Regions from separate parts of the Homo sapiens genome. Here region 2 is linked to region 1. Evidence: read pairs that join two places in POLR2A ChIA-PET (ENCODE). Cell type or tissue: GM12878. All regions are shown on one strand. Each heading gives the region's core, and the rest is flanking DNA. Links, peaks and the distances in the headings are about the cores only. Region 1 overlaps LOC105379013 (a long non-coding RNA gene). Region 2 overlaps LOC105379013 (a long non-coding RNA gene).

Region 1 (15,769 bases), core at 2,744-10,743:
CAATGGCATTAAGTGCTATCCCTGGTTTCCTGCCTTGGGGATGAGTTATGCAAAATTTTGCTTTGTCCATACAATCTTCCATACCTATGATAGTCTACGTGTGGTTCAGACTTGTAACTTCAGCATCACCTGGGAATTAGAAAAGCAGGATCTCAGACTCCACCCCAAAGCTATTAAAGCAGAATTTACATTTTAACAAGACCCCAGGTGATTTGTATGCACATTACAGGTTGAGGAGCACTTATTTATTCAACATGATGATCAAAAATTCAAAATAAGTAAACTATGTGACCTACCAAAAATGATTTTGATAGTGGACTATGGAATTCTAACCATATCTGAGATGCCTCAGTTTGAAGACAGTGGCTGAGCCTGGCAATGATGGGACCTGGGTCAAGAAGGAGCACCAGGACGGAGACCTCTTCCGTCATTCCAGCAAGATAACTCCACAAGAAGCAGAAGCTCTCGCCTCCCTGGATGGGGGAATCTGGTGCATCCCCAAATCCTCCCAGGAGGTAAGCCATTGCTGCATAGCAAATTACCCCCAAAAGTTAATGACTTAAACAATAATAAGTTCCTTTAGTAAGAAATCCAGACAGGGCACTGGACCTGAGTCCTCAGCTGGAGGACTTGCAGGTTGAGGGCTGGAATTATCTGAAGACTCATTTAATCGCATGTGTGGCCATTGATGCTTGCTGTCATTTGGGGGCCTACTTAAGACTGCCAGCTGGAACACCCACCCATGGCCTCCCCTTGTGGCCTAGCCTTCCTCAGATCATGGTGATTGGGCTCCAAGGACAAGCGTTGAGAGAGGGAGAAAGAAAGAGAGAGAGAAAAGGGGAGAGAGGGAGAATGGAGAGAGATAAGAAAGGGAGAGATAAAAGGAGGGAGGATTAGAGAGAGAGAGCCATATTGCATTCCATGACCTAGCTTTGGCAGTCATGCAGAATCATTTCTTCCATCTTCCATTGGCCAAGATAGTTACAAAGTTTTGCTTAGGTTGAGAAGAAGGAAACATAGACCCAACCTCTCAATAAAGGTAGGTCAACGTCACATTGTAAGAACATTATGTGGAAAGAGATATTTTTGTGATGGCCATATAATTGTGGCCACCTTTCAAATCTACCATACAAATATTCTTTTGAGTTCGAGTTATTCCAGATCCGAAGTTGCTACTCCCACCACCATCACTATTAACAACTTCTTATTTAGTGTCTTCCACATGCAGGGCATCATATTCTGATTCATATTTATATTACAGCAAGACTGCAGGGAATTCATCTTCCTTTGGTGTACCACGTTCTTGGGAATTCTTACAATTTTTTTCCAGGAAAAATAGCTTCAAAGCTAGTTTCACTTTTCATTCTATCTTGTTCTTTTGCATTATTTCATTACAGTCAAACTCTTTGACTGTGACATCAAAGGACTTTGAGAATAAGTGAATAGGTAAAGATAATGGCTCATTCACTGGTACTAAGTCCCCAGATGGGTTTTTGGTTGCTCAACAGCTTGAGATTCATTGCTAATGGCAAATAAAATAATTACAACAAAATGTGTCCATGCATTACAATTTCTGATTTCTACTTTTGGTAGATATCTAACTACCTTACATTTTCAGACTAAAACATTCCTCTGTGCATTTTCATCTTTATAGTAAAACTTTCTTGGCAAGATTGATCTCAATCTGTTTGGTGGTTCTTATATTAGAGCAGAATCAAGAAAGGGAGAAGAAGAGATATAGTTTTCTACATATGACAGAATAAAAAATACTAGTGTTTGTTTCTCATTAAAAAAAAGTCAGAGGCAAAAACTACAATTGGATCTGGCCTATAGCCACTCATGCTAAATAATGAAGGAAGGGAAGCATAAGGCAACCGGATATAGACTTGGCACAGACTTGTAGGTTTCTAATTTTGTAGAATCTTCTGTGTTCCCTTTCACCAGAAAGTCACATTCTAGTTTTGTGTGGTTAGATGCTTTGCCCCATGATAGTCTTTTCTCCCTACCCACCTCCTAATTGCTGTTAACATCTCAATGTTCTCAATACTTCCTTCTCCCAGAAACTTCACACATGCTAGTTCACTGCATATGTACACAGTCACACACACACACACACAGCTTATACACAGTCATTCACATGCACACACACAATCACTCCTAAGCACATACACATATTCTCATGTTAGCCTAGCACAATCCACTTCCTGACTCTGATCACCTGTGCAACTACTTGGCCATCTCTTCCCTCCCTTGAACACCCCAGCTTCACCCATAAGCAGGAGGAAAACCTTTCATTTTGGGGGACCTATACGATAATAGTGACATTCACATTCAAGACACTCCCAAAACTCACTCAGAGTCCTGGCTTTTCCAGTGTCAGCAGCATATGACTCCACTCCATTCTTTTCGCTAATCAAGATTATCAGGAAGCAATTAAGAGTGAAATCTGCATAAGGTTAACCTTGAATTTGTTTTAGTTTCTCTTTAATTTCACAAAATTCTATAAGTGTTTTGAATCGAATTGTGTTCCTTAGAAAGATATGTTGAAGTCCTAACCCCCCATACCGGGGAATGTGATCTTACTTGGAATTAGAGCCTTTGTAGATGTAATCAAGTTAAGATGAAGTTATTTGGGTAGGCCCTAAACCAGTATGACTGGTCTCCTTATAAGAAGGGGAGAAGACACACAGGCAGGGAAAACGTCACGTTACAATGGAGACAGAGACTAAAGGGATGCAACTACAAGCCACACAAAGGATTGCCAGCCACCGCCAGAAGGCAGGCACCAGCAAGGAAGGATCCCACTCAGTGTTTCTCAGAAGGAACATAGCCCTGATGACATCTTGATTTCAGACTTACAGATTCCAGAACTGTGAGAGAATAAATTTCTACTGTTTTAAGCCACCTAGTTTATGGTACTTTTTTATGGCAGCCCTAGAAAACAACTGGAGTAAGTATAAATATACTCCTCCTAGTGAGCCTCATGACTGATGAGAAATAAAAATGGAATGTTAGCAAGGGCAAGAGTGGAGAGAAATCATGGGGGCCAGGCTGGGCGCCTGACGGCTTGTCCTCTGTCCCTCTAGGCCCCCTGAAGTCTGCAGCGTGCAACTAGTTTAGGGACCATATTTGCTTCAGCTCTTTCAGGAAATGTAAGGTTCAGCTATGACGATCTGTTGCTTATAAAAATATAAATGCTTATGCCTCTGCTCATTTGTGTGTATATTTATTTAAGTCTTAGATATAGCTGTGTATGTTTTGCATGTTTCTTGTTGAACACTAGTCCATAGAATGTTTTCCTGGTTATAGTGAATTTCCTGTTTTTGATGTCAGCATGGCAATTGCTGTAGTTGGTGGTATAGCTTGGGTCTGCTGGTACTACCCCTTTATGTGAATTGGGTGATAAAGATCCATACCAGAAAGAAAAAGACTTCTTGGAAAGACATAGTCAGAGAGCAGAAAAGCAGCTTCCAAATGAGAAAGGATAATGTATATTAAAAGAGAAGGGAACAGAAGAAAGGTCTTATTAATTGTATTCACGTATTTCATATATGTATTGCTGTCTAGTCCTAACAATATCCTTAGGCACAGGTATCATGCCCATTGTGGGGATGAAATTGAGGCTTGGAGAGCTTAATTGGTCTGCTCAGTCACACAGCTAGTAAATGGGAGAGCCAGGATTTCAGTCCAGTTATGCCTGGCTCTTATTCCAATTTGTAGTGGAAACTCAGTAACTATTAGGACACCCTTGAGAAGAGCTGTTCAGACTTATCAGAATCATGGAAGGAAGCTGGATTCTTTGATTACCAACCTGAAGTTGTAAGTAGTCACATCTTTTTACATTGCATATAATGGCAGTCTTACTTTGATACTTAAGAAGGCTACACCAGGATGCATTGTTGACACATTTTTCTATTGAAAACTAAGATTTAGGAAATTACAATGGCAATTTGATCACCTTCTTTCATAATAATAGAACCTAAATTTCTAGCTGGGCTCACGGCCATGTTTCTTGGTTTTCTTTGCAACAAGATGTGTCCATATCACTAATTTCTGACCACTGGGAAATAGAGGGGAGTGTCACGCAGGTTCAGTAACCTTCCTAAAAGAAAGCTGAAGCATACTCTTTGCCCCTTTCCTCGCCAACCCTCCCTTCACTATGTTGCTGGTAACTTGGATGTGATGACTTGAGCTCTAACCCCCTTATTCGATGACAAAGGTCTTGCTCTAAAGATAGCAGAGCAGCAAGTTGAAGAGCCCAAGTCTCTGAGGACTTTGTGAGGACTGGGGTTATTTCAGTCCTGGACTGCCCACCTTCTACTTGCACACAAGAGAAAAATAAACTAACTTGTTTAAGCTACTAGAACTGGGGACTTTGTTACTTGCAGCCAATGCTAATTCTAACTGATACAGGTTTATCACAGAGGCAGTCAGCTAATAGCAGAAGGTAGAACAGGGATTGCCATGTTTGAGCAGCTTCCCATATTATGGTGGCTTCTGTCCCTTAAAACACACACACACACACACAGACTTCTCTGTGTTTTTAGTTGTGTTTTCATAGACTCATCCTCCTCTTCAAAAAGCCTAAAACCCTCAAGTGAAGTATCGGGCACCCAATTCCCATCTTTCGCCAGTGAAGTCAATAATACTTAAGTTTTATGTTTTTCTCCATTCTTTCACTTTATTTTTCTCAGTCACTATTACTTTTACTTGCACATGCTCTAAAATTTGGTTTGTCAAACTCTTCTCTCTCTCTGCTCTTTCAAAGCCTTCATTATGCTCCACATGTTCAGAGACGATATAATGCAATACTCTGCCGCTTACTTTTACCTGCTCCTCATTCTTACTGATGTAAGGCTGATAGATCAGAGGAACAGACCCAAGGGCAAAGGGGAAATGAAATGAAATGCTCTTAAAAACTTACTGGGAAGGTCTGTCTAACCCTACCTGATGTGTCTCTTTGTTACAGCTCTTCATTATCTTTTTTTTTTTTTTTTTTTTTTTTTTTTTTTTTTTTTTTTTGAGACAGAGTCTTGCTCTGTCACCCAGGCTGGAGTGCAGTGGTGTGATCTTGGCTCACTGCAACCTCCACCTCCTGGGTTCAAGCAATTCTTCTGCCTCAGCCTCCCTAGAAGCAATTCTCCTGCCTCAGCCTCCCTAGAAGCTGGATTACAGGCGCACATCACCACACCCAGCTAATTTTTGTATTTTTAGTAGAGATGGGGTTTTACCATGCTGGCCAGGCTGGTCTTGAACTCCTGACCTCAGGTTATCTGCCTGCCTCAGCCTCCCAAAGTGCTGGGGTTACATGCATGAGGCACTGCGCCCAGCTGTTCTGTCATTTTTGATAAGAATATAAGTCCACTGATCAGGAAACCTCCCTACATCTTCCATATGCTGCCAACACCTCATGGGTGTCTAATAAGCAATTAAATAGTCCCAACAATAAGAGAGAAACCCAAATTCTAAAACTCGAATCTTCACAAACCACCATGGCACACGTTTACCTATGTAACAAACCTGTATATCCTACACATGTACCCTGGAATTTTAAAATAAAGAAGCAGGTGAAATTAACATTAATAAAGACTCTATTCAACTCCCCCCCACCAAAAAAAAAAAAAACCCACTAATCTTCATTTATGACGTTGTATAATTCCTCTAAAGCTATTCTTTAATTCATTTGACAGGGGCTGAAGGAAGCTTGTTACTTAAGCAGGAGGTGGCCCAGAGGGAAGAACTAGAGAGATGTTGGGGTGGGGATGATGGTGGAGGATGCATTACACACTCTCAGGGCCACCATTACTACCACCCTGGACTCACACACAACCCACTCTCTACTGTGAACCAAACTCCACACAAACTTCACCTAGAAGCTCCTGAGCAGCTTCCCTGCCTCTGTGAGTTCCATGGCAGTGTGGATGGTGGCACCCACAGCACTTGGTAGGCAAGGAGAGAGGGGATTCTCCAGAGGTCTTCCCCAAGAGGGAACCGCTTCTAAAAGATGGGCCCCAGAACTTCAGAGAGAGAGAAATTTAGACTTTGTAAAGCCAACTCTTCGAGATATGGGAGTGGACAGGGAAAGGAGGTGTTTCCCTAGAATTGTACTATTTCCTAGTTTGGTTTAGTCGGTTCTCCACAGCCCACTCTACATAGCCAGGGGATGCAGAGCCATGTCTGCTCCCTGAGGGTTGCACCTACTGTCATTAACCCCACCCAATTTTCTCACTGAGGAGGTAGTAGAGTGAAGTGAGCCTGTAAGCTGCTGGCTCTTCTTGCTGCTACCTCCAATATGCCCAACAGCAGATGGCCTTCACGGGCCTGTTGCATGACCCCAGGTCCAGCAAACACATTTCCTCTGTGTCATCAAGGTTTGTCTGGAAGATGAGCTCAATAAATTCTTGATGAAATCCGCCAGCCTACTATCAAGATTTGACTGAGACATACTTAACTAGCGTAAACCAACTGCTACTAACAAAAAATTAACTGATGAAAAGTGATGGAAATGAAGGGACTCTGAAGCAACACGAACTAGTGATAGTCAAATAATAGTAATAGCTAATATTTAGTGAGCACTAACTGGGTCAAACATTGTGCTATATGCTTTGTATATTTTAGATAACAGTCCTTTATCTAATATATCTTTTGCAATATTTTTTCCTACTCACGGTTTGTGTTCTCATTCTCTTGTATTTGCAGAGCAAAAGCTTTTAATTTTAATGGAGTTCAGCCTATCAGTTGTTTCTTTCATGGGCGGTGCCTTCAGTGTTGTACCTAAAAAGTCATTGCCAAACCCAAGGTTGTCAGATTTTCTCCTATGTTATCTTCTAGGAGTTTCATAATTGTGTATTTTACATTTAGGTGTATGATCCATTTTGCATTACCTTTGTGAAGATGTAAAGTCTGTGTCTCGATTCTTTTCTGTGTGTGTGCATGGCTGTCCAGTTATTCCAGCACCTTTGTTAAAAGACTGTCTTCTCCATTGTATTGCCTTTGCTCCTTTGTAAAAAATCAATTGATAATTTTTTTTTTTTTTTTTGAGACGGAGTTTCACTGTTGTTGCCCAGGCTGGAGTGCAATGGCGCGATCTCAACTCACTGCAACCTCCGCCTCCCAGGCTCAAGCAATTCTCCTGCTTTAGCCTCCTAAGTAGCTGGGACTACAGGTGCCTATCATCACAACCTGGCTAACTTTTGTATTTTTTTTTAGTAAAGACAAGATTTCACCATATTGGTCAGGCTGGTCTTGAACTCCTGATCTAAGGTGATCCACCTGCCTCAGCCTCCTAACGTGTTGGGATTATAGACGTAAGCCACCGCACCCAGCCAGTTGACAATATTTATATGGGTCTATTTCTGTGCTCTTTATTCTGTGCCATTAATCTATTTATCTGGGTTTGTTTTTTTTTTCCTGCTACTACTCTGTCTTGATTACTGTAGCTTTATAGTAAGGCTTGAAATAAGGTAATTAGGAAATTAGGTAAAGTCAGTCCTCTGATTTTGTTCTTCTAAACTTCAATATTGTGTTGGCTATTCTTGGTGTTTTGCTTCTCCATATACACTTTGGTATCAGTTTGTCGATGTTCACAAAAAAATTTGCTGGGATTTTGCTGTGTCTATAAATCAAGTTGGGAAGAACTAATATTTGACAATACTGTGTCTTCCTACCCATGAACACAAAATATCTCTCCATTTATTTAGTTGTTCTTTGGTTTCTTTCATCAGAATTTTGTATTTTCCCTCATATAGATATTGTATATATTATATTTATACCTATTTCATTTTGGGGAGTGCTAATATACATGGTATAATGTTTTTAATTTCAAATTTAACTTGTTCATTGCTGGTATATAGAAGTGATTGACCACCCTGCAACCTTGCTCTAATTGCTTATTAGTTCTAGGAGGGTTTTTTGTTTGTTTTGTTTGTTTGTTTTGTTTTTGTCAATTCTTTCTGATTTTCTACATCATGTCCTCTGCGAACTGAGAGTTTTATATCTTCCTTCCTAATCTGCGTATCTTTTATTTCCTTTTCTTGTCTTATTGCATTAGCTGGAACTTCCAACATGAACTACTGAGAGAGGACATCCTTATCTGTGCCTAATCTTAGTGGGAGATATTATGCTATATACTTGTATATCTCAGAGCATCCTTACAAAAACCCTGTGAGATAAGAACTATTATAATTCTCATTTTTCATGTGAGGATACTGAAACCCGAGAAGTCATGCCCAAGGTTACATGGCTTGCAGTGGTAGAGGTAAAATTTGAACTCACATATTCTGCCCCCAGAGCCTGGTTTCCTATTCACAGGTTCCAAGGATTAGGACCTAATGTCTTTGGGGGCTATTATTCATCCTATTACAAAGACACAAGTCAGCAAGGGGCCCATGGGGAAACAGTCTCCTGACCAGGTCCCTAGAAACTTATACTATCATCCTAGGGAGACAATGCTGCTAAATAATGGCTCAAATTAGAGTGTTATATGTAAAACTGCTATTTAAATGCAATTTATTAAGGTTGTTAATATATCTAAGGAAATATAGATTTACTCATCATTCAGCGACTTTGCATCATATAATCATGATTTGTTTTTTGCCTTGAGCAAATAATTTGCCCCAAGCATAATTTCAATTTAATTAATGCCATAAAAATGAATGTGAGCATATTTATGGGGAATTAAGTTACAAAATGCTAAATTTAGTATACATTTTCTGAGGCGTGGTTCATTTGTGACTTCCATTCCTATCGTCTTATGTTTGCACAGCTGGTAACTGTAAATTCAACATGAAAACTGTATTTGAAAATCAGCAGACATTTCACTGAGGTTGGGGGTGAATTTGTCACTGCTGAATTCTGTGATGATCTACATTCTTAGTTTGTTGACTTTGAGGGGGTGATAATGGCTATATTACTCACATAGGTGTCTAGTATTGACCCAGCTTGTCATAGTATGAGATACTTGAACCATGTCTAGAAATTTTTTTCTGTTCTAACCACAGAGAGGAACACTGAACTATACCACTTGCTTAAGGAATGGGTATAACCTGGCACTGCGGAGGGGGCCCTCTGAAAGTTTATAGTTCAGCTACAGCTCTGGTTAACCTCAAGCTCAGAGGTCTAGGGAATGTGGAGGCAAAGGATATTACAGAAATCATCAGACAGACCCTCTTTCTGACTATGTTAGTGTTAATGAAGGTTCCAGTTCCCTTCCCTCTCACCCCTTAGCAGCAGTTAGTGCTTGGCACACTTTTTTCTAATGGCCCAGACAAGGGATTTCAGCTGTAAGAGTGGTCATGTGCAAAGACAGAAAAGCCTTACAATGAAAAAGCCTGACTGAGTACCTCCTTCTTGGTTTCTGAAAGGCTCAGAATGGCTTGCAACAGAAAATGGATCTTCAGCAGCTGCCCACAAACAAGGTCACCGACAACAGCAACCAGCTCTCTTCATCAGCCCCTGCCAACCCCACAAAAAGTACATATTCTCCTTCAGAAGGATCCATGAGGCCGCCATTCAATGGCTGACAGAAATGGAAAATCGATTCCAGATTCATCTCTGCTGGGAATTAAGTATATTCCTTGGAAATAATGAGTTATGAGGTCATTGAGGGCTTGTTCTTTTCCTGCTTGCAGAGACATTTTAATTTTAGAAGGAAGAGTGACTAATGAACAGGACATTCTAATTCTGGTGATGTGCTTTTTCCCATTTTAATGTCAGCTGAACCACAAAAATGTTGATATTTCTCTCTTCATTACTCCTCATGGTTCAGGAAGAACATTGTCGCCAAAGGGAAAAAAAACTGGGTAACTCCTGATCCCTCCACCCAGTTTCAAAAGACAAAATAAGGTGCAGCTCTGGTGTCAGCCAGCCTGTTTTCACTGCTCTTAGTGGGGTCATTCTATACACCAGCAGTGTCCCCACAAAACGACATTTTCCACACTTTGTCGATAGTAGTGAGATACAAGGAAGACAATGTCATTCAGAACCCAGGACGTTCAACAAGGTGGACAGAAGTTTGAAATGCAAAAATAAGAAATTCCCTTAGCAAGTCTCTCACCAAGCAGACTCACAGCTCATTCCCTCCCCCAAGTTTATAAGTACCATCTATTGAGTGCCAGCTGTAATTCTGATGTTGTTAAAATCCTGTTTACAGGCATTTTCTCATTTAATACTTGTAACAGCCCTGTGATGTCACACAATTAGTAAATTGCAGAGCTGACATTAGAAATCAGGTAACATAGTCTGTTTTCTTAAACCTTGTGCTCAAATTCAGTGGCTCTCAAACTGAAGCCTGCATCAGAATCACCTAGGGGGCTTGTCAAAACAAGGATTGCTGGGTCCCACCCCAGAATTTCTGATTCTGTAGATCAGGGGCTCAAACTCTGAGAACCATTGCTCTCATGCCTCAGTATGATCACCCACAATCACACTCTTAAAAGGCTACTTATTCAGGGAAGAACTTCAAATACAGAACACTATTCTGACTCCTCCCTTCCCTACTTCCTAAAAGAGAATCTGAGAACACTGACTGATGTGCCCAAGGCCAGGTAGGAAAACAGAAAAAATGGAGAGTTAGAGGTCTGTATTTCTCGTGTAACAATGTCCCAGTTTAGATAAAACTTCTTTACGGTGGCTCAGGACATCCAGGACACACATCCTTAATTGAGGCTCTCTACTTTAAAGTGAATGCCTCCTTCATGTGGGCAGGACTTGATCTTACTGTGGTGGTTCTCTCCACCATCACAGTCCTAGGGCAGGTTCTCAGAATTTAGAATACTTTGCATTTCTGTGTCTCTTGAGAAACGCTGGCCCCACCGTTTCAACCCTACAGTGAACTTAGCCACCAAAACAGCTACGACCTCACTACCTGAGTTTGAGTTTTTCTTTCTCTGTGAGGGTGTGTCTCTCTCTGTCTTTCTCTGTCTCTCCCTGTCTTATGTTATTGCTCACAATTTTCTTATGGATTAGCTAACCATTGGTTGATTCAATAGTAAAGCTGATGCAGTGCAATGAAATGAAATATAGTCATGTGTCACTTAATGATAGGGATACATTCGGAGAAATGCCTCATTGGGTGATTTTGTCATCATGTGAACATCACAGAGTGAATCTACATAAACCTAACCTACTACACACCCAGGCTATATGGTATAGCCTGTTGCTACTGGGCTACATACCTGTATAACATGTTACTGTACAGAATACTATAGGCAATTGTAACACAATGGTAAGTATTTGTGGGTCTGACATGGTTTGGCTCTGTGTCCCCACCCTAATCTCATCTTGAATTGGACTTCCATAATTCCCACATGTTGTGGGAGGGACACATGGGAGGTAATTTGAATCATAGGGGCAGTTTTCCCCATACTGTTCTCGTGATAGTGAATAAGTCTCAAGAGATTTGATGGGTTTATCAGGGGTTTCCGCCTTTGCACCCTTCTCATTTTTCTCTTGCTGCTGCCATGTAAGAAATGGCTTTTGCCTCCCGCCATGATTCTGAGGCCTCCCCAGAGATGTGGAATGATAAATCCAATTAAAACCTCTTTTTCTTCCCAGTCTTGGTTTTATCTTTATCAGCATCACGAAAATGGACTAATACAGTTCTAAATAAACATACCTAAATATAGAAAAGGTGATTGGTTGTGCTATGATGTTACAATGGCTATGATGTCGTTCAGTAGTAGGAATTTTTCAGCTCCATTATCACCTTACAGGACCACCTCATATATGCAGTCTGTCATTGACTGAATGTCATTATGCGGCACATGACTGTACCTGAAATAGACACAACCGGCACTTTGATTACACTGGGCAAGGAGCTAACATGACTCCTCTTCCCCACTCTTCTTCCCTTAATAATAGCCATGTCTTGGACCTTAAACAGCCACTCCTCTCTTCTTTCGCATTCACTTGGGACTGCGAGGACTTTCAGAATGGGGTACAACTACACCCAGTGCTGGAGCAGACTTCTGTGGTTTGCCTGAGCCTCTATAACACAAGGGTTCTCATGCCTCCAACGCCCTCATGGAGCTATTGTGAGGAGCTGTGCTCCTCAAAGAGGAAGTTTGAAGTGACCAAAGCCTACTTTACTGGTAGACCAAGAATTTTTTTGTTTCAATACTGAAAAGTCAGAACATAACAAAAATGGGAAATGAGGCTTCAGGTTCTACCTGTCTATATTGAAAGACTCATAGAAAGTTATTTCTTATTAAGAAATTATAAAACGAACAGGATTGGCCTAAAACAGTAAAGGGAGCCTAACCTTTGTGGTTGAATATTCCTATAATATACCAGGCACTGAGTTAGGGGCTTCAGCTATGCTATTCAATCTAATCATCATCATATCTCCGTGAACTTGGCTTTGCAATTTCAATTTCCATTTCATAGTTGAGGAGGCTGGGGCTAAGAGGTTATGTAATTTGCTTCAGATCTAATTGAGTCAAGGCTGGAACCCAGAATTTTGTTTCTTTTATGGTATATGGCCTTTTTGGAAAGGCACATGGTAAATAAAGATGGCAAAGTGGAGGAGAAAGATAAGCAACTTAGAAAGGAAAATCAAGAAAGGGTGTATGATGGAAAAATAACAAAGGCATTTACATGGATTATAGAACCAGGGCCTTTAAACCCATTAAAAAATAAAACATAAAACATAAAAAAATAAAAAACATAAAAAATAAAACATAAAAAACCCATTAGCCACAAGGAAAAATGTTTAAATGAAGACAGATTTGAGAAAGAATGAGAAACGCATAAAAGGTTTTAGGGTAGATCAGAGCACAACCTAAAGCAGGGTAGGAAAGGAGAATGGGCAACAAACACCTGTCCATGAACACACTATAACAGAGATACTCAGGGACACCTGATCAAGATGATAGAGTATAGGGATGTGGACAAATATAACTCAAATGCAGTATTTCTTTAGTCTTGTTAAAAATGAATGGGAAAAGGAAGTGCAAATAAGCATGAGATTATATAAATGGTAAAAACCTTAGAAATGTGTAAAAGAATTAGAAAAATAAATTGCCAAAAGCAGAGAGAAAGCGGGGAGGGAGGGAGAAGGAGTCGGGGAAAGAGGAAGTAGGGAAGGGGGAAGAGGAGGAGGAGGTGAAAAGAGAGTGAGGAGGGGAGGGGGAAGAGAAGAGGGAAGAGAACAGCAAAACACTGGGGGAGGAACAAAAATGTTTTAAATGTTTCCAAGGAACAAGCATGCAACTATTCTGATATCTGCAGAAATGCTGATTTTATGCTAATAAAGGAAAATACAAATACAACATACCTTTAAAAATTTCAAAATAAAACCACAGAGATGTGTTAAAGTGACAATATCAGGAAGGGGTTCTTCAGAGAAAGGATCTGTATGAATTGAAAAGCTGGGCTCAACTCTCCTTCAAGATACCTGCAATAATGCTGGCAAATTCATCTGCCTTTCCTTCTTCTCTGGCTCATTACTGAGGTGCCGCAAAATGCTGTCACATGCCCAGGCAATAAAGGGTTGGTTGGGAGGCACACCTGCTACCCTTTCTTTTATCGCTGGGAGCAAACAATGCCAGTTAGGATTTATAGCATGTCTGAAAATGCCCCAAACATAGTCACTCTCTTGGAGAACTGTGAGGAGATTCCAGACCTAGATACGGATCCCTCACAGACCCTGTTCCATGCAGCTGTTTTTATGGACTATAGGATAATAATTGAGGTTAATTGCCACTGAAAGACACACACCATATGATCTTTTTACATCCGGTTAGTGAGATGGTTCCAGCCTAGAGAGATGTTCCCAGGGGCACCACAATGATTCGCTCCCACCATTTCCCTGTACCTTACATTTATGGGTTATGCACAAGCTAATGGGGCTAATTGTTACTGCTCCAGAGGAAGTCCCTTTTGCATTTCCCCCACCTCCTGCCTAAATGTCATGTCCATTGTCTTTTTGTGCTTTGGCTTGTACACATTTTGCAGTCCACATATTTTTTTAACTGCTGTTTAAAAAAAAAAAAAAGTTACCACAAGTGGAGTTTGGCAGCCTTGACTGTTGCTCTCTGCTCAAGCGGGATTTTGTTTTTCGAGTCATAGAATAAAATGATTTAAGAAAAAGAATCCTCAGTGTTCAGGCTTTGCCTTCTAGCTTCAAAGCCTTTTACAAGCTGCAATTCATTAAACACAATAATCATTAGAGGCCAGTGGACCGACCTCTGCAGGGAGAGAGGCCAAGCCCCCCCACCCCACCCTCTTTCTCTTTGTGTTCCCAGCCACAGAAAGCAGGAGAGGGGGCGGAATAATGTTGTTCCCACCAGGCGGGCCACCCATGGCCTCCAGCCCAGGCTGCGTTTCTCTCTCCTCCTTGCCAGGGCTCCACGCTCCATTTAGCCATCGGGTACAGGCTCTTCTCTCCTCTGGGCTGCGTTTGTCTGCCTTTCACAAATAGACAGGCTGCCCACATTTTTATTTGCTTTAGATAAATGCAGAGAATTTCCTAACCACAGGGCCAGCCAAGCCTGATATATGCCCCATGGGACAGATTCCTCTCTGCCCAGCTTCTCCAGGCTGAGCCAGGAGGTATCGCACCACTTTGTCACCAAGAGATAAAGCCAGGGCACCCCCACAGCATGCAGAGCCCAGGGAGGGGGTGCACATGGCTGTGGGTCCGTGGTATTGGGGTCACTGGAATGAGAGGTATGTGGGCCACTGAGCTCCCCTGGGTCATTCCACCATTTAGAGTCCCTGTTTCTTTTGCTTTCTGTTCTTCCACACGGACCATACCCAGACCTTTTCTTAGAGACAGGGAGAAAATAATAAAGCACTCCCAAGGCCCAACCATGGCCCATGACGTTTCATATGGCAATGCCGAATTAATTTTTAGAGTTCTTCTTTCTTTCCCTTTCCCTTTGCTCTCCTCTTGTCTGCCTACTAGTTTAAGAAAACAACAAGCATAACATCCCCTTAAAACACTAACGAGTAACTATACTGTAAGGCAGCAGATTTGGCATTTAATAGCTAATCATTTCCTAATGGTACCGACAGCTTTCGGGAGTTTCATCCACAGAACAACCTTAAAAGCAGAAACTTGTGCCAGGATCTTCATGGGCTGGAGTTCCTGTGGGTGAAAGATGTGGAACCACCCCCTACCCCACCACGCCTTCCCCAGCCCCAGGCTTTTTTTCTCTACTGTCTCTACCTCTCACTCCAACCCTCTGCCTTTTCTTGAAGTCTTCCCCCGAGGCGCCTGTTTCCTCTCCCAGCTACTCCTTGATGGCTTTTCTACCAGCTCCAGATCAAATGGATCTCTCTTTCCTTCAGGTTCTTAAAACATCCATACTCAGTGGTGTCAAAATTATAATTTGAAACTTAGAAGGAACCTGAGATGCCAGCCTCTTCATTTATGGAACAGGAAATCCAGTTATTATGAGCTTAAGAGACTTTCTCAGTGTCACACAGCTAGTTTGCGGAAGGGACAAGACAAGAATCTAAGTCTCCTGGCAATGACTTGTCTGCTTACCTCCCTACACAAATGATTGCTAGAGCCAGGGATGTCTGTAGATCACCAAAGGCCATCACTCATGGCACATTTTGTCTCACCCCTGAAAAAAAAAAATGAGGCAAAGTGGTCACTGCTTTCAGCAGAATTCATTCTATTCCATTGTGAACCAGATTTCAGCCTCCAACTGCAACCTGGGGACTATCAATACTTCCTTGCTCTGCGTGTCTCCAGGAAGTTCTGTTACAAGCCCTTGCTGCTCCCTCTCCCCACTTCTCCCAATTTTGCACTACTTCACTG
Region 2 (15,769 bases), core at 3,636-11,635, 100 kb before region 1:
GCCGAAACTTAGGTGTCAAAGTCTCCCGCAATAGATTACTCTTCTATGAGGGAATATGCAGACTTGCTAGTCCATGGGCCATTGTTCCCTAGCACTAAGTTGAAATGATTCTGCCAACCGGGACCCCAGAGATATCAGAGATTTCATCATCTGGTGCCTAGCTGAGCTGCTCAAGGTCATTGACTAACTTAATGGCTCAGAAGATTATTGCAATCCTGAAGGAAACATTCCAGGACAAGTCATTCCTATTTATAGAAATAGCTTAAAAATGTTCCCAATAAACTCTTTACTCTGTCTACTTGACTTAAAATATAATTCTATTGCTCAAGTATTTACATATATATAAATTCGTGTGTTTGTATCTGGACAGGTAATGATGTGTACTTTAGGGACAAATCTTTGGTTTGCTTCTTAGAAATACATAGTCTTCATTCCACCAAACGCCCCCCAAAATTTATTTTTTTAAAAAATTGTGGCAGAGCCTGCCAGTTGTCCTCTACTATTCATTTTCACCTTTTCTGGTAATAGAATTTTCAGCAGACACAAGATTGTCCTAAATAAAGACCATGTTGCCACGTTACCCTGCCTCCCTTGTAGCTAAGTGTAGTCATGTGACTAAGTCCTGGTCAATGAGAAGTAAGCAAAAATGTTAGAGCAACTTCTGGGACCCTCATATGAGAGTTGGCTGACATATGCTCTTTGCCTTTTCAACATTTCACCCCTCCTGCTGCCTGGAAACAGATGCCACCTTGGACTATGATAATGAGGCCACACTATACAGGTAACAGCACGGTGAACTATTTTCTGAGGATTTCCAGGAGCAGATCCCCCTTACCCACCCAGTGCTGCTTTTTTCCACTCTTTTACACGAGAGAAACCCACTCATTTTTCTTGAGCTATTTTGTTTAAGATTGTTAATTTTGGATTTTTCTGTTCCTTGCATACAAACCTAAAATTACAGAACGCAATTTGGTATGAAGCAAATTGCTTAACTCCCCTCTTCCCCCACCCACCGCCCTCAATCTGTCACCCAGGCTGGAGTGCAGCAGCACAATCACAGCTCACTGCAGCCTCATCCTCTTGGGCTCAAGTGATCCTCCCACCTCAGCCTCCTAAGTACAGGCATGTACCACCACATCTGACTATTTTTTAAAAAAATTTTTATAGAGACAGGATCTCACTATGTTGCCATAGCACTGATATGGATGATTACACAAAGATATACTAACATATAAAAAGAGAGATTACATCTATGCACGAACAATAAAGAATTTATAGCACATGCATATTAAAGCTAGGTAGATCATTTAGATAGAGAACAGAGAAAGAAACTATGTTCCAAATCTGCATAAGATAGGGTGAGGGAAGGTCAAATGTTAAGAGCTGTTTGAACAGCTTGGTGGACTAAAATGAGATAATCCAGACCCATAGTCTCTTGGGAATAAGCTTAGAGGTTGAAAGGAAAGAGCAGACGGAGGGGGCTTTGAGAAAGTATGTGGATCAGGCTGACAGCAGCCCAGCTCACTTTCCACGGAGCTGACTCAGCCTGCCCTGCTCCACCCTAACCTCTGACCTCCTGTGCAGTCACACATGGAGGAAAGCCCTGGGCAACTGTACTTCTTGTTCCTTTAATGCCCCTACTGCAAAAATAACCTCCAGCTGCTCCAGTAGTGCTAGAGGCCGTGGGGAAGAACCCGACCCCACTCTCAGAGCCCTTAGAGGGAAAGGCAGCCCACTCAAGCAAGCATCTGATGCCTGAAGATTCCTCTTCCTTCTCTGAGTGTGGCAGCTGCAGCAAGAAAGGAGGAGACCAACATGAGACTTGGTAAACACATAAGAATGGCAGCAGAGGAGGTAGCCATTCCTGGGGGCCCAGGCTCCCCTCGGGAGGTTGTGAAATTGATATGGGCATCGAGCTAAAAAAGTCCCTGGAAAGCCCCCACCTATGGGGAGCTTGGGATGAAGCTGGAGCAGGCTTCTATCTCTCCCAGAGTCAACACCAGGAAGGGACAGCTGGTGTGACCTGGGCATGATAAGGAGAAACAAAGCTGAAACTAAAGAAGCAGGAACTGGAGCCTAGAAATGTCAAATAAGTGTAGAGAAGCCACAGGGTCCCACTGGAGACTGGGGTGGGATGCAGGAACGGCTAAGCGATTTGTCCAGATAATCCAGATGAAATACAGGTGTTTACAATTCTGAGCCATTTCAAGGTAAAAGAAGTTTATAGAAGTTGATTCAAGTCTCTGCCTCATGATTTTCTTAATGGGGCTTGGCTATATTCCTCTCTGCAGGAGTGACACACATGTGTGCTCCAGCACATCTTTTTAATATGGGAGACTCCTCAAGTTTTGGTTCTCTAGACTCTCACGCTAAGGACATAAATCCTGACAACTCTTTACATTTCCCCACCTGATAGTCCCCTACTCACTAATTTGTACACTGCTTCTGTGGAAGTGACCAGGGCGTTTCTGCCTGGTAGGCAGAGGAGTACTCAAAAAACAGAGGGCGATGCAAGGCCACCCAGCAAGGTGTTGGCAGAGTGCCTGACTCGGGGTGCCTGTGTCAGCCTGATAAGCCCTCCAAAGCACCACGCTGTCACTGGAGGGTAGGGCCAGGGTTGTTGAGGTCAGGGATGATGCTGATGAAAATACTGTTAACCGGACTCAGCCGGTTTTTACATGAATTCATCTGAGTATCTAGAGACTTTACTGTCTTTTCTCTCTCTCCTCTCTCCTCCTCTCTTTGGTCAGCTTGTAGCTTTGAGGTACCAGGCCACCTGACCACATTCTTTTAGATTCTCTCCAACAAAGATATTGAAGAGATCGCTCATCCAATGCTATACAATATCAGATCATTTATCTGTCCACTCCTCACCCCAAACTAAACTCTCAAGTTTTCTGAAATTAAAAAAAAATACATTTACCAAACACATGCATCATAGGTATCATGAGCACAATGAGATTAAGAAGATGCAATGGCTATCTTCAAGGAGCTCATATTCTATTTGGAGAGAACACACATACATGCACGTCCACACATGCACAAATTGTTCAAAGACAACAACCAAAGAGACGCAATCAAGGCTTCATGTGTCCTTTTTCCAAATGAATGGACAGGGATAGCTGTATTGTTTAAACGAGGGAGAGAACTTCAGCCTGTGGTGCAGAGGAGGAAAGACAGCAGTAAACAAAGAGGACTATGATAGGCTAGTGTTACAGGTCAAATTGTATCCCCCCAAATTCATGTTGACAGCCCAACCCCCTGTACCTCAGAATGTGACCTTATTGGGAGATAGGGTCTTTACAGAGATAATCAAGTTAAAAATGAGTTCATTAGGATGGGCCTAATCCAATATGACTGGTTAGTTATAAAAATGGGAAATTTGGAAAGAGACACATATAGAAAGAAGATGGCCTTCTGCAAGCCAAGGAGAAAGGCCTTGGATGGATCCTTCCCTCACAGCCCTCCATAGAAACCAAACTTGCTGATACCTTCATTTCAGACTTCTAGCTTCCAGATCTGTGAGATTATACTTTCTGCCATTCAAGTCAACCAGTCTGATATATCACAGCAGCCTGAGGAAGCTAACATGTCTTGACACCAGGGTTAGCTCTGAGTAAGCAGAGCAGGATGGGAAAAGGCTTAACGTTGGAGAAACAGGACCAACAAAATAAGCCCTTCCAAATGCCAAGTATATTCTGAGAAAACCAGTTTACCTGAAGCCGAGCGTTTATGTGGGAGAGCGGTAGAGCATAACGTGTCTGTAAGGAGTCCTCATGTCTGTGCGAGCTGGGCTGTGTTCTAGGCTGAGGAGTTTGCGATGTGTTCTAAGGGCAGAGGGGAACTGTGGTGGCACTCAGAAGCATGTCATAAGACACAGGGTGTGTGAAGACGATGGCTAGCAAGAGGATTGAGAGACAAGCACGGAGAAAGGATGCTCAGTCACAAAAGTAGTTCTCAAGCTTGGTTGCCAACTAGAGTCACCTGAGGTAACAGGCTGACACCAGCCCCCAGGGTTATCCAGGACTTAATCCTGGGAACCTGTGAATGTTTGTTTCTGTGGCCAGAGACTTTGCTGATGTTGTTTAGGATCTTGAGAGGAGGAGAGTACCCCAGGTTATCCAGGTGGGCCCTAAATGTAATAACAAATATCCCTCTAGAGGGAGGCAGAAGGAGATGTGACTTTACACCAGAGGAAGAAGGCTGAGTGACAAGGGAAGTAGGGGGAGAAAACGCAACGAGATGGGGCTATGAACAAGCATGGGGAAAGAAAGGAAATGCATTCTCCACTAGAGCGTCCGGAGGACAACACCTTAATTTTACCCCAGTGAAACCCATTTTGGACTTCTGGCCTACAGAACTACAACTGTAGGAAAATAAATTTGTGTTCTTTTAAACCAGTGAGTTGGTCGTAATCTGCTACAACAGCCATAGAAAGCTAACACACCTGGGGAGACTTACAAACATCTGTGGCCTCGACCCCATCTTGGAGGGGCTGAATCTGTTTTGAGAGTGAAGCCCAGGCTGTAATGTCTCCCAGGTTTGTGGCAAGCTCAAGGACCTTAGGAGGCTGCAGTCCAAGTGTGAGGCCACAGGAGCCCGACCAGTGGGAGCAGCCAGAGAGAGAAAGAAAGGAATGCAAAAGGTATCATGAACAACACACTGGGACCAGGAACTACTCGGTTACTTCATTTAGGGAAAAAAAGCAAGAGTCAAAAATGAAATGGACTCAGACCCCATATCTGGAGAGCACCAGACCCTTCATACCGGGGAGGAAGGGCAGGTAAGCTGGGGTGGAGGTGGGCCTGATTTTAATTGTCTGTCTGGGGTTGTCCAGCAGGCAATTGTAGAAATATGAGATGACAGCTGGAGAGAGAGAAAGCAGGCCTGAAGGTAACATTGGGGCATCATCAGCAGAGATGGAAGTTGAAGCCTGACCATGAGTGAGATTTCCAAGGGAGTTTTAAAATGAGAAAATGAGAGTGAGGAAGAACAGAACCAGGCTTCCCATACCACTGTGGAGAATGAGATGAGTAAGCAGACAGAAGCAATAATCAGAGATTCAGAGAAGTACAAGAGAAAAGCTCGGTGCATGTGTGGGGAGGGAGACGACAAAGCCACATGCTACAGAGAAGGTCAAGAGAAGGATGACTAAGAAATGATGGCAGATTAGAGGCCATCGGTGACCTTTGAGAAAGCAGTTTCCCTGTTGTAAAGAGGTGGGGACAGATATCAGATGACTGGTCTATGGGAGAGAGTGGGTGGGGAGAATGTGGAAGCAACAATAGAGGCTAACTTTTGGGGCCCTGGGAATGAAAGCAAACTGAGGAATGAAGTGACAGCCTAGCCAGGTAGACACAGAGCTTAGCGGCATGGGCTTTGCACTCAGACAGACCCGAGCCACCCCCAGCTCCTCCACTGTACTACCTCGAACAAACTCTTTAACCTTGCATAGACTCAGTTACCTTGTTTATAAGACAGGCACAATAATTAGTGCCTACACCAAAGAGTTGTGAGAGTTAGATGAAATACCATAGGTAAATTGCCTATTTTTACTGCCTGCAACATAGTAAGTTCCCCAAACTGATATAGAAATGAATAGATAGATAGAGGCAGAGATGTACAAGAGCTCTGGAATCTCAGGTTCCTATAAAATGGATTGCCAGGTAAAATACAGTATTCAGTCAAATTTTAACTTCAAAATAGAAATAATTTTTAGGATAAGCGTGTTCTAAATATTTCATGGACCAAACATACTAAAAAATTCTCTGTTGCTTGTATTCATTTTCTATTGCTGCTCTAGTAAATTATCACAAACTTAGTGGCTTTAAACCAACACAAAGTTATTGCCTTACAGTTCTGTAGTTCAGAAGTCTAATACGCATTTCACTGCGCTAAAATCAAGGTGTCAACAGGGCAGGCCCCCATTCCTTTCTGGAGGTGCTAGCAGACAATGTGTATTCTTGCCTTTTCCCACTTCTGGGGCCACCCACACTCTTTGGTTCATGGCCTGTTCCTCATCATCAAAGCCAGCAATGTTACATCTCTCTGATCCTTCTTCCTTAGTCAGATCTCTCTCTGATTGCAGTTGGCAAAAGTTGTCCACTTTTAAGACCTTATTTGATTAGATTTGGCCCACCTGGATAATCCAGGCTATTCTCCCCATTTCAAGGTTCATATCTTTAATCACATCTGAAAGTCCCTTTTGCCAAGTAACATAATATAGTCATAGGTTCCAAGGATTCGAACATAAATATCTTTTGTGGAATATTATTCTGCCTACAATATTGTTTATCTGAAATTCAAATTTAGCTAGGTAACCTGTTGTCTCTTTGCTAAATCTGGTAACCCTACCTATAAAACTTTGATTAACTGGAAGGAAAAATACTAATTTTCCCTTTCCATAGAGCCTCAACTATATCTTTTATTAATTCTTATTTCCATTCTATGATTCCTCCATATGCATCCCCCTTTATGCTGTATTATGTGTATTTCTGTTTCAAATTTTATTTTTTTTTAAATAAAATTTGCGCCTTGAACACCCAGGCTCATGTGATCCCCCCACGTCAGCCTCTCAAGCAGCTGGCACTACAGGCATGCACCTCTGTGCCTCGTTAATTTTTTCTATTTTTTGTAGAGACGAGGTTTAGCTATGTTGCCCAGGCTGGTCTCAAATTCCCGGCCTCAAGCAATCCTCCCACCTTAATCTCCCAAAGCACTGGGATTACAAGCATGAGTCACCACACCTGGCCTAACATTGCACATTTTATGGAGGTCTGTAGCTGTTTGTAAAATGCATATGTGTGTGTAAAGAGAAATTCTGTATCTTGACTTTCATTAAGTCTAAATGAGATTTGGACTTATATAATCAGAAGTAGGAAGGGAAAACAGAAACCACTCTAGGTATTTCAGGCAGGAAAAGAACTTAATACAAGGAAGTGGATGCATACAAAACTTCTGTAAGGGCTATGAAAGGTCAAGGGTGAAAGTTCAAGGAAGGAAGTTCAGGGAAAGCCACAAACTTTCAAATTTGCTGCTAGCTTTCAGAGACAGAAGGTTTCAGGGACTACAGGAAACTGCTGGTGATGGTATCATCTGTTTCTAACACTGACGTTGATGATTCACAGGGAGATGTCGGGGAGCCAATACAAAATCTGGTATTTGCTGAAACCCACACATTTGCTCTCTTCTGCAGAGTAGCATTATGTGGCTTCTACCTCTCTTGTACCTTCTTAATCTCATGTCAGTATATGATCTGGAACTCTGTTGGCAAAGATGCTGGAAAATGTGGTTTCCAGGCATCCAGCCCCCAATAATAAAAGGGAAGAGGGTAACAGAGAAGCTGTCAGATACAGCTAAAGAAAGAACTCCAAAGGCTGGAAGGGATAAAACTTTTGCCAAAGGAAGAGGTAAAAAACATTACCTGTGCATAGATTCCTGATTATTGTAAAATACCTCCCACTCTAAGTCTTCTGTACTGTATGCAACTTCTCTTTTAAGGCGATACTTTGGGCTTGACATAGTGGCTTATGCCTGAATTCCCAGCACTTTGGAGGGCTGAGGCAGGAGGATCTCTTGGAGTCCAGGAGTTCAAGATGAGCCTGGGAAATCTGGTGAAACCCCGTCTCTATAAAAAAATACAAAACTTAACAGGGCATGGTGGTGAGTGCCTGTAGTCCTAGCTACTTGGAATGCTGAGGCGGGAGGATTGCTTGAGCCCAGGAAGTTGAGGCTGCAGTGAGCTGAGATTCCACCACTGTACTCCAGCCTGGATGACAGAGTGAGATCCTGTCTCAAAAATAAATTTTTAAAAATAATACTTTGTTAATTTGTTGTGGCTGCCTCATTGTTTTCTGGGCTTAGCCTAGCCGTCAGATTTCATTGACTACATACTCTTGACCATCAGAATTTTGTTTTTCACATTTAAGGTGCCATCATGTAAAGAGAGAAATCTTGATAAATATGTTTGTCTCTAGGGTTAATTACCAAACTGTAAGAATATGATCGTTTTGTTATCTATTGTTGTGAAACAAACCACACTCCAAAACTTAGTGGCTTAAAACAATAATTTACTCCTTCTCATAATCAGTGGCATAGGAATTCAGGCAGGGTTCAGCTGGCTCTTCTGTTCCAGTGAGGATGGCTGGGTCACTCGCTCAGCTATAGTCAGGTGGTGGCTAGCTGAGCTACAAGATCTAAGGAGGATTCCCACACCTGTGTGGTGCCTTGGTGCTCCTCCACATGGCTTCTGTCCATCCATGTGGCTAACTTAGGCTCGGCACAATACAATCTCAGACAGTCAGGCTCCTTACACCGTGTTTATACACACACACATTATACACATGTACTACGGACAATCTGTTAAATGGTAGTCAAGCCTAATGTCTTTTATTTTTTAACGAACATAAATAGAAAGAGAAGATCTTATATTGCTTTTATTACACTCTACTGTGGCAATCACTGATCTACTTTTCCATTTCAGTCTCATCATCCCTTTCTTAGTTTTCTTGTTAACTCCCTACCCTGATCCCTTCTACCTCCCACGAGGTGACACGGGGAGCTTACTCCATCTTTGTATCCTCTTCCTGTCACCTGGATTTTTCAAATATGTAATAGAACTTGGCTTTGTTCCACACTTCACAGTAGGTATCTAGGAAATAAATACATCATGTACTTAGACCTGAGCATTGTGAGAGCTTACAGCTTGTAGTTGGGTAAAGTGGATTTGTTCTTCTTTTATTTTGTTTTTGTTTGTTTGTTTTGAGACAGGGTCTCACTCTGTCACCCAGGCTGGAGTACAGGGGCGCAATCAAGGCTCACTGTAGCCTTGTTACACTCGACATCCCAGGTCCTCCTACTGCCTCAGCCTCCTAAATAGCTGGGACCACAGGTGTGCACCACCATGCCAGCTAACTTTTTAATTTTTTGTCTAGAGAGGGTCTTGCTATGTTGCCCAGACTGGTCTCAAACTCCTGGGCTCAAGCAGTCTGCCCACCTTGGCCTCCCAGAGTGCTGAGAGTACAGGCAAGAGCCACTGCATCTAGCCTGTTCTTTTCTAAATGCTGCCAGCTACACATTTAGATCCCTGACACTTGTATAGATGTATACAGATACTCACACATCCTCATTCCTCTAAAAAATTCATTTGGGAATTAAACACTGTTAAGAATCATTTGTGTTCTCACATCGAGTGGAAGTTTGAGGATAACTTAAACTTTTAGGAGGCAGGCATGTGCCTTTTCATCTTTGTGTCTCCACATCTTTGTGTTCTCCCACAGGGACTGGCAAATAGTAGGTGCTTAATAAGCATTTGTTTTACTGAAGGCTGGCCATTTCCATTTAACTAATCCAGCACATATTGCCCTTTTTTTTTTTTTTTTTTAGTTTGCAAGCTGAAATGTATGATTTGTTTTGCAAATACTTATTAAGAAATTCAGAGACACACAGTAGATGCTTTTTTTTTTTTGAGACAAAGTCTCACTGTGATGCCCAGGCTGGAGTACAATGGTGTGATCTCGGCTCACTTCTACCTCCACCTCCCAGGTTCAAGCGATTCTCCTGCCTCAGCCTCCCGAGCAGCTGGGATTACAAGCGCCTGCCACCACACCCAGTTGATTTTTGTATTTTTAGTAGAGACAAGGTTTTACCGTATTGGCCAGGCTGGTCTCAAACTCCTGACCTCAAGTGATCTGCCCGCCTCAGCCTCCCAAAGTGCTGGGATTACAGGCATGAGCCACCACACCTGGCCCAGTAGATGCTTTTTATAATATACAAATAAAAGTCAAATCATCACAGAAAATATCGGATAGAAAATGAGGCAGAAAAAAATACTGACCATTGCACTTATAAGTGCTGTATCCTTTTAGTTATAAATACAAATTAATTTTCTTCAAGTCTAAAAAATCGTGCATGGGCGTGTGGAAACAGAAGGGAAGGACTTGAGGCACAAGCCAGGATGGAGGGATTCTAAGTAATGCATTGTGATCCCCTACGCATGTGTTGGCCAGGATGCTCTCCAAACAGGCCTCAGTAGAAAAGAAGAAGGAGCCCAGCTTCCTTTCTAATCAGACCTGAAGCTCATGTGTGCAAGCCCCAAGGTCCAGGCTGCCTGCAGGCTCCTGATAGCTTAGGCAGAAGCAAGGGAGAAGCTGATAGTGGGGCAGAAGACCTGGGAACCGCTAGGCAGCCTAGGGCCTCCCTTCTGGGCAATTCTTGTGCCAGATGTAATGCACACCTCAGGGGCCTGAGCGAGGGCCAGGGAGGGCCTCTCCCTTTTTCCATCATGTCTAATTGAACCCAGTTTCTGCCTGGCACCTCTCAGCTTCAAACGGGGGACTGAACAGTTTGTCGACGTGACAGTCCTGTGGCACTTTCTCAGCAGTATTTTGAAAGAAGCACTGGAGGCAGCGCCTCATGCTGAGAAGCATGAAACAGGCGCAGGGGTGTGTGTGGGTGTGGGTTTGGAAGGGAACCTGGGCTCTGACTGGATGCCATTTGTTTCTTTTATTTCAGGCTGCTGTTCTTGTTGTTTTTACGAAGACATTTTTCTCTCGCAAATGCAAAAGCTCGAGCTGTGTGGGCCATCAATTTCTGCCCCTTCATACAGACAAATCAGGGCTGCATGGTGGCTCGGCCTTCCTCTGCTGGGAAGCAGCCCTGGCTCACCTCACAGGGTGCCCATGGGCCGGCCAGCAGGGAAGGGAGTCCTGTAGGTGGCAGCTTCTGGGGGTGCTGCCAGAAGGCACTGGGTGCTTACCCTTATTGATATTGCAGAGAAAAAAAATCAGAATATTGCTAAGTAGTTTCAAGCCTGTCTAGCAGTCACAGAAGAGAATTCCTGTTAGATTTTCTGAGCTGAAGTCTGTATTCCCTAAGCCAGGCCCTCTTTCCAAGCCTCAGCCCCTCCACTGCGAAATGAAAAGGCACATGCCCTGGTTGCTCCCACTTTCTATCATCCCATGACCTCCTCTGGACTGGGAATGGTGGAGGTCGTTAGAAGCCTGGAAAATCCAAAAGAATGGAAACCCCCAGTATATTCTTTTCGACTTAGAGGAGAATGTGTGCATCTACATACTGAAGCCACACCATCAAGAACTGACCCAGAAGCTTCCCCCATGTCTCCATCCTGCCCCCCTGAAATCCTGAAAATGTCTCTGCTCACCTGTCTAGAAGAATACACATGACTGTTTCTGCATTGGCTGTGCTCCCATCCCATCCCCGACTTCTCTTTCTCATTTGTCTATCTAGTTAGCCCTGTCTCTGATTGGGAGAGTGATGCTTGGTTTAAAAGACATCTCTGCAGGAAAACTCAAGAGGAAACAGAGAGGCTAATACATCAAGCATGTTTTAAAATAACCAAGGTGATACATATAATAACATCATGCCAGCTCACATTCTGTTGCTCTTACAGCTCCGTGTAGGTAAGACAGGTATTCATATCCCCACTGTACAGATGCAAATACTGACTCCATGAGATAATTGAGTTGCCCAAACTTTCAAGACCAGTTAAAGGCAGAATGCGAACTGAAAACCAGATCTTCTGAGTCTTAGTGCCCCATTCACAGAGCTGTTTAAAATATGGATCATCTTTCTGGAGGAAACAGCTTTACCTACTCTGCTCACTTGCTCTAGGATTGAGAGGGTAGAGTGAAAGAAGCGGGGAGAAGTCATCTCAGAGTTAAAACTTTTTTCAGAACCATTTGACTCTTGCTCTGCTATGCTTAAAAGCTGCTTCTGCATCTAGGGTTTACCCAGAAACCCATCATCACAAAACCAGTAGCTCCTTTTGTCATACGTAACTACTCGAAAGCATGCAAGCAGGGGTGATCATCCAATTACAAGATCAGCTTTCTGTTGTCCAAGATAATAAAGCCGCAGTATTCATGGGTTATGATTTGGATGGGCACCCGCTAGAGTGGCATCATCTTGTTGGCCATCTTCCCTGCTCTGATCACATCCTTTAGTACCTGTAGAAATGTTGCAGCTCTTGCTACTGACTAATGGGACTATTTCATGTTGAATGTGAACAGAGAGAAACTAAGAAACTTGAATATTATAACTGGAATATGAATTTGGAAAATATTTAGATGTTCTCATTTATTCTAATTCAATACTTTAAGAAAGGGCATGGCTTCAGTTCTGATTCTGCACAATTTACTGGTAGATTTATGGGGAGGAACCCGTTTGGATTTGTTTCAAAATTTAACTTAAAATATTGCTGACTGGGTTTTTTTGGGGTTCATGTCAAGGTTTTTCTTCATGGTTTTGTTTTGTTGAGGTCCTGGGAAGGTCCATGAATATTTGGAGCATGAAGTAGATCTGTTGAAAACAAAAACAAATCTTGAGAATGCTACTATTTTTTGAAAAATACTAAACAATAGGCTTCTGATGTTCATTATTTAAACAAGATGAACTGAAAGAATGTTTGTCAGTCCATTTTGGATTGAAAAATGTCAGGTTCTTCTTTTTTAAAGTTTGAAAAAGCATCTCCTTTACAATGGATTTTTAAACCCAAAGTGTACCATTTCATCCTCTAAAAATGTAACTGACACCTGAGGTTGGGAGTTCAAGACCAGCCTGACCAACATGGAGAAACCCCGTCTCTACCAAAAATACAAAATTAACCAGTTGTGGTGGTAGGCACCTGTAACCCTAGCTACTCAGGAGGCTGAGGCAGGAGAATTGCTTGAACCCAGGAGGTGGAGGTTGTAGTGAGCCAAGATCATGCCACCCAGCATGGGCACCAAGAGCAAAACCCCTTCTCAAAAAACAAAACAAAACAAAATGTAACTGATGTGAACTTGGAACTATTGTGGCAGAAACAGTTTCTGGTTGTGCATTTTTGATTGGTGGGGGAGGTTTTTAGAGAGGTCACATTGAAAAGTCTGAAATATCCAAGAGTGCTCAGCAGAGCTTTTCCTGTAACTTGAAGGTATATAAAGCTGAAAGGCAGAACATAAAGAAGAGGTGCCAATGGAAATTCTATTTTAGGGGCATCCCTACCCTTCACCAAATGGGTAATTTTTAGTACACTTACCAGGTTATATTACTGTGCCAAAAACAGTGTGGTGGTTTTGAGTGTCTTTTTTTTTTCCACTTGGTTAACTACTTCTAACCTAATGTTTCTAAACCACAAGAATTCAACTAAATGCTTTAGACTATGAATACCTCTTTACCTTTCTTCATCACACGCACATGCTCATTCCCTAATGGCAACCTGCTCATTCCTTTTAGCCTTCACCCCAGTAAAGCTGGTCATTTGGATATTATCTTTAACTGAATTGCTTCATTTTTGTTAAAAATTATTTAATGCAATCACAGAAGATGTCTATTTATTAGAGATCTATTAAAGTAGCAGCTTTTAAATCAGATGGATCTCAAAGGCTCTCTGTGCTTCAGTTTTCTCATCTAAAAGATGGGCATAGTAACAAGACCTTCCTTAAAGGAGGCTAAGAGAATTACAACCAGCAGATGCCAGTGAAATCCTTAGTAAGTGTCCAATAAGCAAACCATGGGATTGTCCTAAGTTCAAACAGGCATCTTTCATTGTTTGGACCAGGGCTTTGCTGGGGCGGTAGGGTTAGGCAGGGACACTGAGATGTGTGTCCTTGGAGAACTCTGAGAAGGAGGGGGGCAAGAGCTCAGTAGCTCACTCTCAGGGAAGCTTCCAGTCTCCTTTAGCTTGTCACAACTGCAGAACCGTGTTTTCCTTTTCAGATCAAGAAACAATGTCTGCAGTCTCCCTTTCTCCTGTGCCTATGCTCAAGCTCCACACTGGCCCAGAGCTTCCTCCTTCAAGTCAATTCAAATAGTTACACTCAAGTAGCAGACAGAAACAAGCTTTCTCTTCATTTGTTAAACTTTTAAAATTGCTTCATCGTGATAAAATACACACAACATAAACGTTACCATCTTAACTATGAAGTGTACCATTAACAATGTGTTAAGTATACTCACATTATTGTACAACCAATGTAATCTCCAAAACTCATCTTACAAAACTGAAACTCTGTACCCATTAAACGACTCCTCATTTCCCCCTCCCTTATAAAAGTCTGACTGTTCTTGATATCTTACGTAAGTGGAATCATACAGTGTTTGTCTTTTTGTGACTGGCCTATTTCACTTAGTATGATGTCCTCAAGGTTCATCTATGTCAAAGCATATGTCAGACTGTCCTTCGTTTTTAAGGCTGGATAATATTCCATTGCATGTGTATTTCACATTTTGTTTATTTACTCATCTATCAATGGACACTGGAGTTGCTTCCATTTTTTTGGCTACTGTGAATAATGCTCTATCAACATGGTGTACAAACATCAGTTGGAGTCCTGCTTTCTACTCTTTGGGGTATATATTATACCTATAAGTGAAAATGCTGGGTCATATGGTAATTCTCTTTTCAATTTTTTGAGAAATGCCATAAGTTTTTCCACAGTGGCTGCACCGTTTTACATTCCCACTGACAGTGTTCTCTTCACTTTTATGAGGTGGCCACTCTTTCAGAAGGAGAGGCACTCTGGGTAAGATATGTGTCTAGAAATAGAATAAGATCAATCAGCCTTGATTCACGGAAGTGTCCTGTTCCAGCACCACCTTGCCAGGTGAAGTGAGTCACAAGCTCCCTTTCCGTTTCATTGTCACTGGCGGAAGGAAGTGATAGAGGTGGCTTCCAGCCATGCTGGGATGCCACATGCGTTTGCTGCTTGAGGAGGGACTTCCCATCTTTCCCTTGCTCTCTTTTCGCACACCTACTGCTAGGGCGCCTCTGACATAAGCCCACCTGCAACTTCTTCCAGGATCTGCTTCCACTTTGCCCCAGGAGCTACTTTTCTCTTTATCATTTTCTTTCATAGGATCTGAAAATGGTCTAGCAAAAGGTTGTTTCTTTGTTAGTCTCATGTTCTCGTGTCCATGTCAAATAGGGAAAATGAGGAAATTAATTGCTGTCTCTCTCAGGAACTCAGACCAACATAAAAATAAGACTCCTGAACTTAGAGCCTGTTTTGTCCACAAGATTATCCAACCTGCAGCAAGCACCAGAACTTGCCTGAGATCCTGAGATCCTAGTCACCTGGACATACACCAAGATCTAGCATGGAAGAAGGGAAATCTGCATCAGGAGTTCAGAGAAGGAAGAAGGATCAGTGAACTAACCTTAGCTCCTCCCTTTCAAATATCCACCTGGAAAAACAAAAATCTGTTCTCACCCTGGGCCACAAAGCTTGATGCTTAGGAGGCAGGCAGCTTGGAGGTGTGTTTCACCACCTGCTGGTTGCATGACTGTGAGCTCAGGACTTCACCTTTTTGTGCCTCAGTTTCCTCATCTGTAAAAGGGAGACAAGAGTTGTATACCTTATAGCATTCAAAGCAGTTTTATCACCTCACAACAACAAATTCTCTCACACTAGAGGCTATTAATCATCCTAGCAAGAGAAAAAGAGAAGGATCTTCAAAATTCAAATTTGGTTCCGTGTTTAGGTTCCTGTAAACAAGTCCGACACATTCTCCCTCTGCATCTTTGTTCAAGTTGTTTGCCTCTGTTGGTTCTTTCTCATGGTCCTCCTCCCGATCTTCTGCCTCTTTCTTCCCTTTCTTTTTGTGGGTTTAACTCTCCAGGCCCATAAGGATCTGTCCTGCCACATCTCTTATTTGAGATGCTCATTTTTGCTCTTCTTTTTACTGTGTCCTTCTCAGAGCTCCAGAACGATTTATTTTGCATTACCCATTAAGGCAGGCACATTGCTAGGCGCTCGCTGGAGACATGTGG

Evidence for each region. Peaks named below come from ENCODE experiments on the same cell type or tissue, not always from the same donor. Only the 100,000 strongest peaks of a DNase experiment are listed, where the experiment ranks them.
Region 2: POLR2A ChIA-PET joins it to region 1 with 13 read pairs; 2 of 35 experiments call an interaction of 5 or more read pairs at or near these places.

What each region holds. Positions count from the first base shown.
Region 1 is chr5:68,520,146-68,535,914 of GRCh38, forward strand. The region is part of intron 3 of LOC105379013 (a long non-coding RNA gene); the gene reads right to left. LOC105379011 (a long non-coding RNA gene) reads right to left here. Exons shown (of 4, transcript XR_001742694.1): 2 at 11,615-11,772; 3 at 6,669-6,774. Among named protein-coding and RNA genes, the nearest start is that of PIK3R1, 310 kb to the left of the region's middle. In GM12878, for the core only: no CTCF peak of the experiment used is centred there; no DNase peak of the experiment used is centred there.
Region 2 is chr5:68,418,260-68,434,028 of GRCh38, forward strand. It overlaps LOC105379013 (a long non-coding RNA gene), which reads right to left. Exons shown (of 5, transcript XR_007058804.1): 4 at 15,210-15,326; 5 at 8,053-12,318. Among named protein-coding and RNA genes, the nearest start is that of PIK3R1, 210 kb to the left of the region's middle. RefSeq lists an enhancer at 15,455-15,769. In GM12878, for the core only: no CTCF peak of the experiment used is centred there; a DNase peak (open chromatin) is centred at 7,052; H3K4me3 peaks cover 459 bases.